Linked DNA regions of Mus musculus: region 1 is linked to region 2. A link is a contact called in ENCODE Hi-C or POLR2A ChIA-PET data. All regions are on one chromosome and are shown on one strand. Each heading gives the region's core, a stretch centred on a gene start or an enhancer-like site at or near the end of the contact. The rest is flanking DNA. Distances are from core to core; before and after follow the strand shown. Region 1 holds the start of 1700019J19Rik (RIKEN cDNA 1700019J19 gene). Region 2 holds the start of Sesn3 (sestrin 3).

What was found. Hi-C counts contacts between places; a loop is a spot of excess contacts on that map. ChIA-PET counts read pairs that join two places held with the same protein, here RNA polymerase II (POLR2A).
Region 1: a map of left cerebral cortex shows a loop between it and region 2 (1.9-fold over the local background). The contact joins the promoter of 1700019J19Rik here to the promoter of Sesn3 in region 2. A Hi-C loop is called at or near these places in 2 of 37 maps with a recorded cell type or tissue (both left cerebral cortex). POLR2A ChIA-PET finds 5 or more read pairs at or near these places in 2 of 5 experiments (Patski and embryonic stem cell).

What each region holds. Positions count from the first base shown.
Region 1 is chr9:14,088,196-14,091,571 of GRCm38, forward strand. 1700019J19Rik (RIKEN cDNA 1700019J19 gene) reads left to right here and starts at 1,882. Exons shown (of 4, transcript NR_166640.1): 1 at 1,882-2,266.
Region 2 is chr9:14,274,919-14,278,234 of GRCm38, forward strand. Sesn3 (sestrin 3) reads left to right here and starts at 1,383. Exons shown (of 10, transcript NM_030261.4): 1 at 1,383-1,711. The coding sequence starts at 1,634.

The DNA.
Region 1 (3,376 bases), core at 632-3,131, 190 kb before region 2:
CCTGCCATCCACACCCTCAGATCTTCTTACCAGAACACCACTGGCTTCAGAGACCCAGCTGCTTCTTCCTGGTCCTCATTCTGCAACATTCTGGCTGTCCCTGAGAGACAGAAGGACCTGAATGTGGAGTGAAACAAGCTAGAGTTAAGGCCTAGCACTACCAGAAACTGTCTGAACTCCAGTGTGAGCTCACGGGATTGTTGGGAAAGAGGCTTCTATAGAAGGAGGGTTAGAAAAGGGTCTTTTAATTTGTAAAGTGTTACCTAAGTATCTGCACACATGGTCCCAGGGACAAGCCTGGGGGATGCCCTTTCTATATAGTGTCAAGAGGAGAAGGGAGTTAAAAGATGGCTTCACATGGAGGCACATAGGAAGACAGACTCAGAGCCAGATGAGAACAATAGTAAGTGACCCCCATCCCCACTCCACCCCACAGTCCCTCTTCCCCCGCCTCCACCCCCTCCCACCCCAGAAAGTACTTGAGGCTGGGCTAGGATGAAGTTGCTCCTCTGACTTCACTGACCTCATAGTCTGTGTGAGGTTCTTGGTACATGCGTATTTGATCATTCCCAGGAATTCAGCAGCCTTGAGGATGGAGGACAGGAAGACACACAGTCTTGGAGGGAAGTCCCTGGGAATTCTGAGAAAGGAATGTCAGGAGTTGTAGACAGCTCTGCAGACACTTAAAGTAGGACACAGATGAAAGAGGAGACCCTGAGGGGAAAGCAGGCCCACAGAAGCACTGAAGCAGTGTGTGTGTGTGTGTGTGTGTGTGTGTATGCGCGCACGCATTAATACCAATATTATTTTATTTGAATGGGTGTTTTGTCTGTACATATGTTTGTGCATCCATGGATGCTTGGGGTGGGTGTTAGATCCTTAGGAACTGGAGTTATACACAGATGGTTATGAGCCACTATTTGGGTGATGGGAATCAAACCCAGGTCCTTGAGAAGGGTATTCAGTGCTCTTGACCATGGAGACATCTCTCCTGTCTTATTACTATTTCTTTTTAAGTTTAAATTAGATTGACCTCCTAACTTTAGCTAAAAAAAATATAAAATTGAACACATTAATGGAATATCAAGTGGTATTTTCATTAATATAAACATTGCATAATATCAATATGAACAAACATATAAAGGACATTAAATCAACTCCTGTGCTCCTGGGTTATCGGTCACAGTGTCCACGAACAGATGGAAACGGCTTCAGTTCTCATTACCTGATAGATAGATAGGAAAAGCACGGTCCGTGCATGCAGCAGAATACTATGCAGCCAGGAAAAGAATGGGTGGCAGCGGGGGCGGAAGCAGAGCTCATTAGGTTGAGCAAATTAAGCCAGGCATGAAAGCTCAAATTCCACACTCTCTGTGGCAAAGGAGACAGCTGATGTCACAGAAGATGAGAGCAGACAGAGGATTCCAGGCTGGGGGAGCAAGGAGGGAGGGGAGGAAGAGGTGGTAGCTGTGTTTGACCTGATTTAAATATCACTTTCTTTTTGTTGTCTCTCGTCCCCCACCCCCATGATGCCTGAGGGTGGCTACTGCTGAAGACAAGCAAGTGTCTGTTCTATGCTTTATTGGTTCCCCCGCTCATCTGCTCCCCCTGCTCATCTGTTCCTATCAGCACTACTGTTACTGCGGAAGGGCTCCTAGCTTAAGAATCAGACAGCACTGACTTGTGTGTGACCCTTCCCCCTGCCCACGAATACTAGAACAGTGTACACCAGTTCCAATATAAACTGTGCTGCTCGGCGCTTGTACCCTGCAGAGCGTCCAATAACTTTTGCTGAGCCATCCAAGCCCAAGAAAAAATAACCCACTGTGACAAAACAAAGGCAGCTTTAGCTCAGGCCGGTACCCGCCAGTCAGGAGAGGCAGGCGAGGGCACCTCTGGGCAAGCATGGTCTTTGGTGTGCTGCCAAGCTGACTGTCCTGAGTGTGACAAAGCAAGGGAGGGGCCCAGTGGGCCCCAGTCAATGAGAAACAGATCTGCCCTAAAAATAACAGTGAATGAACAGGCTTGCTTACACTGTCTTGCTTCAGAACTGGTTTGGCACAAAATCAGACCTAATGATAGGTTCAGAAGGAAAAATTCATGGTTGGGATTTGGAATCCTCTGAGCCAACCAGTTATCCACAAACAAGTCCACGGCTCTTCCGCTGGGTTTCCCAGAAGGTCTTCCAGGACAGGTCTCTTGTCATCATGGAGGACTCCACAGTCCTATCTGGAGTCGCCTACTCCGGAGTGGAGAGATGGAGAAGGTAAACTCACACTGGCGCATAGTTCCAGGTTATACATGCAGGAGAAAGAGACCCTAAAGGAGAAAGCTTCTCTTGGATGGATGGTGAGAGGGGCTCAGCAGCGGGAGGGTCTACTTCAGCCCCAAGATATTTACAGAGCACTTCCTGAAAGAAGAGGCACCTGACTAACAGCAATCATTCCACCCACACATTGCTTATCATCATGCATATCTCAGAGTGATTTAAAAATAAATTTGTGGGGGTGGAAAGTGATGGCTGTTACCAAAGATGCCTAGAGATTGTTTCCCTCCTGGGTCAAGTCCAGCTGTCTAGAAGCCCTGCTGAAAAGGTTCATGAAGGTTTACATGGGTTCTGGATGACCATGGTGAGACCCCAGGTCTGTTGGTGCTCTCTGTGAGGATGGAGGGGGCTGCTGCCTATTCAGTGCTCGAAATTCCCTACAAAGAGGAGAGCTGAGTTCCAGGTGGGGAAGGAGCAAGGTAGAAGGGAACCAGCTCTACCTCAGCACAGCCCCTGCCATTGGAAAAGAGGACGTAACAATGTGTTCCAGAAGGAATGGACAAGGCACAGTCATGGAGAAGCAGTGAGGACAAAGGGGATGGAAGGCTCCTAGAGGCCACAGGGCAACAACCTCTTAACACATTTGCTTTTCATGGCAGTGAGCTCCTGTGAGCCCTCCTGTTTTTCCTTGAGCAGAGAAAGTCGAGGGGAGTTTGTCCCAGAGCCCAGCAAACTTCTCCACAGATCTACCCTGAGTACAGTGGAAGCAGTTTGAATGGCCTCTTAAAGATTCTGTCAGAAGCCACAGCTTTGATGTCAGAGAGAAAGAGAGCAAGAGAGGGAGAGACAGAGGAAGTGAAAGGGAGAGACGGAGAGGGAGAGAGTTCAGGCACACTTTCATTCTACCTTCTGCTAGTCGTAGGCCAGCCTCTCTGAGAAGCCTGAGGTCCCAAGAGCTATTATTATCTCTCTATCTCTCTTCAACTGACAAGATTGTATACAGAGCATGTGCCCATTGAATGTTTGTATGTGGAGTAAATGTGTGAACAAATGATTCATTTCTATTTCCAGAGGATTCAGAGATTCTAGAAGTATGTTCTACTTAGAGAG
Region 2 (3,316 bases), core at 133-2,632:
AAAACAATACAAGTAAACCAGTGGGTCGGTTCTTTAAAACCATCTCCACAGATACATTCTACAAATTGCAGGCCTTCACAATTCCTGACACACTCGAGACCTTTAGAAAACGAGAAGCCGAGAATACAGATTAGGTTCTCAAGAGCGAAAACAGGTGATGTCATAGCACGCAGTGCGGTGTGGTCACCGCCAAGGCCGGCTGGGGAACTGCAGTTCTTGGGAGCTTGGTGCTCTGCGCCAGTAGCAGAAGCACCCTATCATGGGCTCCACGACACCGGTGAGCACCCTGAGCCAATCAGGTGCTCGCTTTGCACCGCCTTTGTTCTCACTGGGGAGCAGGCAGCCAGAGTCTGGTCTGCAGTCCGGGGTTGGTGTTTGGCCCCTCGGAGTACCTGGCTCTCTCACTCGCCTGGGTTGGGCATCTGGCCAGCCGGAGCTTTCCTCAGTGACTTATGCCTTCTGTCTCCAGAACATAGAAGCTAAACCCTGACTCACCGTTGTCAGTTTTGAGAGAGGAAGGTCCAGTCCAATCGTTTTAAATGGCAATTCGTACTCAAAACCTTCCATCACAGGCAGGGATTGTGCTCTGCAAGTTTCTAACCAGAGGCCTCCCACAGGATTTGTGTGTGTGTGTGTGTGTGTGTGTGTGTGTGTGTGTGTGTGTGTGTATCAATCTCTGACTTGTTCATGATAAACGAACTTTCTTTGCTGTGAGAACGATCGTCGGAGAGAGGGAAAAACCCCTAAACCAAAGATGTGTCTCCGGGTCTCCAACTCCAATAGCTGTGTAGACTTCTAACTCTACAGCCGTAGGTAGTTGGTCTTTCGTACCAGATTTACAGAGTGCATAAAGAACATAAAGTTCTTTGAGATCTGTGGGAGCAAAGTGCTGCAAGACCGCAGTCTTCCTCACAGCTATTAGATTTAGATCCATGGAGAGAAAGCTGAATCTCTGCCCCGGAGGAAGGAACGTTCTAGCGTCCACCCGGCCCACTCCCGAGAGATCAGGAAATGTTTAGCTAGGTCTCAGATCCTCTAGCGAGCTCTAGCTTCCAGCTATTTAATCTCACTCTCCATTCTGCACGGTTTTTGCAGAGAGGCGTGGCTTGTCCTGAGGGTGGCGCTAGAGTTCCTGATAATTTGCATACACCACACCTCCATTTCTCATTGGTAGATTGGAGTCCCTCCCACCCCACTACCTAACTAACCCAGGGTCACTCTTCAGCATCGAGCCTCGGAGATAAACTTAACTTGCCCGGAGATTCGTGTTGCTCTCGCCTCCCGCGATTGGCCGGAGCCACTCATTGGATGCGGGTGCAGAAGGGGGCGTTGCCGGTGCCGTCTGGTTGGCGGGAGGGGGCGGTGCCCAGCGCGGCTGCCCTGAAGGCGGCGGGCCTCGGGGGCGGGGCCGCACTGAGAAGCTGAGACGGCCGCGGCTGCTCGTCCTGGCTGGCGGGGCGGGGGTCTGGCGATGGGGGCGGGAGGAACAACGGGTCGCTGAGTGCCGCGGCTGCCGTCCCCGCCGAGCTCGCGCGGGCAGCCGCTGCGCCGTCGCTGCCGCCCGACCCCCTGAGAAGAGAACGTTGAAGCAGCCCTTCGCTAGCGGCCGCGGTGACAGCCCGGCTCCGGCGCGATGAACCGCGGTGGCAGCAGCGCGTCGGCCTCGGCCAACTACCTGCTCTGCACCAACTGCCGGAAAGTGCTGCGGAAGGTACGGCGCGGCCGCGTCCGGCGGCGAGGCGCTCCCCACGGTCCGGGTCCGGGCGGCGCTTGCGGGGGAGGGGGGACGAGAGGCAAAGTGTCCCCCCGCGGGTCCCTGCGCCCGGCCCCTGGGCTGCCGCCGGGTCTGCCCCGAGGCTGAAGGGATGCTGGGATGCTGGGAGGAACCGGCTCGGCTGGGGATGGAGGCTGGCCTGAAATCACAGCAACCAGTTTGGTCTGCAGGAGACTGGCTGCCTCTCCCCGGTGGCTGACTCTGGGGGGGTGTTTTCTTCGACTGGGTCGCTTCTGCCAGGCCTACGGTGCCTTGGCACCGCCTCTTGACATTCTCTTGGTGGGTCCCGAAAGGCACCATGAAGGCATCTTGAACTTTATACCCATAGGAAATGCTGTTCGATCTTCCAGCGCTTTCAGCTTGGGTTGGTGGAGGTGGAGGCTGAAGACGACTTGGGTTCGCCCTCCTTATCATCCCCCACCGCGATGTCGATCGAGAAAATCCGACCCAGGATTGGCTTATTGCTTTCCAGAGTGACTGATAGAAAGTTTACTCCAGTATTGTTTAGCTTACTTGGCTTAATCGCCCCGTGGGGGATGGGGATGCAGGGAGAGAAAGGATGACAAAATGTCCCTGTAGACGCAGAAGAGGTTTTAATAAGATCTGAATAGCCTCCTTGACTAATATAATCTGTTTCTTTTTTACACTCTTATTTTTACATTGCATGAAATGAAATCATTAGGTGAGGTGTTTCTGTTTGTCCAGCACCAATGAATTAAAATTGCTGAGCTGTGCATATTTGAGAGCTAAGATGAATATGGTGCCGTTTTTGTCAATTTTCCTATCTACAGTCAATTTAGGATTGCTCTTTATGTCCTAGGAAAAACAAGCAAGCACATAAATAAGCAAGCTCAAATATTTGCGCTCTTTGTCCAAAAACTGTTTTTCTTCCTCTGTGGGTCAGGCCAAGTGCCAATCAAAGTTGTTTTTCAAGCCTCTTTTCCCTGCCGTGGAGCTGGTTCTTCCCCCTCCTTTCTCCTATTTTATTTGAGAGCGTCAGGAAAGCAAAGGAATTGCAGGTTTGAAGTTAATCAAACAATTAAATACGCCTTAAATTGTGTTTATTGGATATGTTTCTCTTAAAAAAGATTTTTATTAAATGTGCATGTTGAGTATGTGCAGTTATTTTTTTCCCCATAAACTCCTGGATCAAATTACAGTTGATACTTGCTCAGCTCATTGTAGGGCAGCTTGTGAGAAATGGAATGGATCAGAAGCTTGCTTGGTTCAGCGACGTTGAATGTTAACTCTTTCACTGCTGGACCACATGGCATCTGAATAGAGGCTTTAAAACTTATTGTTTCTTAATTTTTAAGCTGAAACTGTCTTTGTCAGAAGAAACAGGGCCAGTGAAACCTATTTAATTCAACTTTCTCCCTGCTAAAATGAAAGGAAGTTTTTATCCTAATGTGGAGAACAGTGCTATAACTAATTTATTTAAGTGATATGATTCTATTTCAATGGAAGCACATTGATTTTGTTTGTTTGTTTGTTTGTTTGTTTTTTTGAGACAGGGTTTCTCTGAATAGCCCTGGCTGTCCT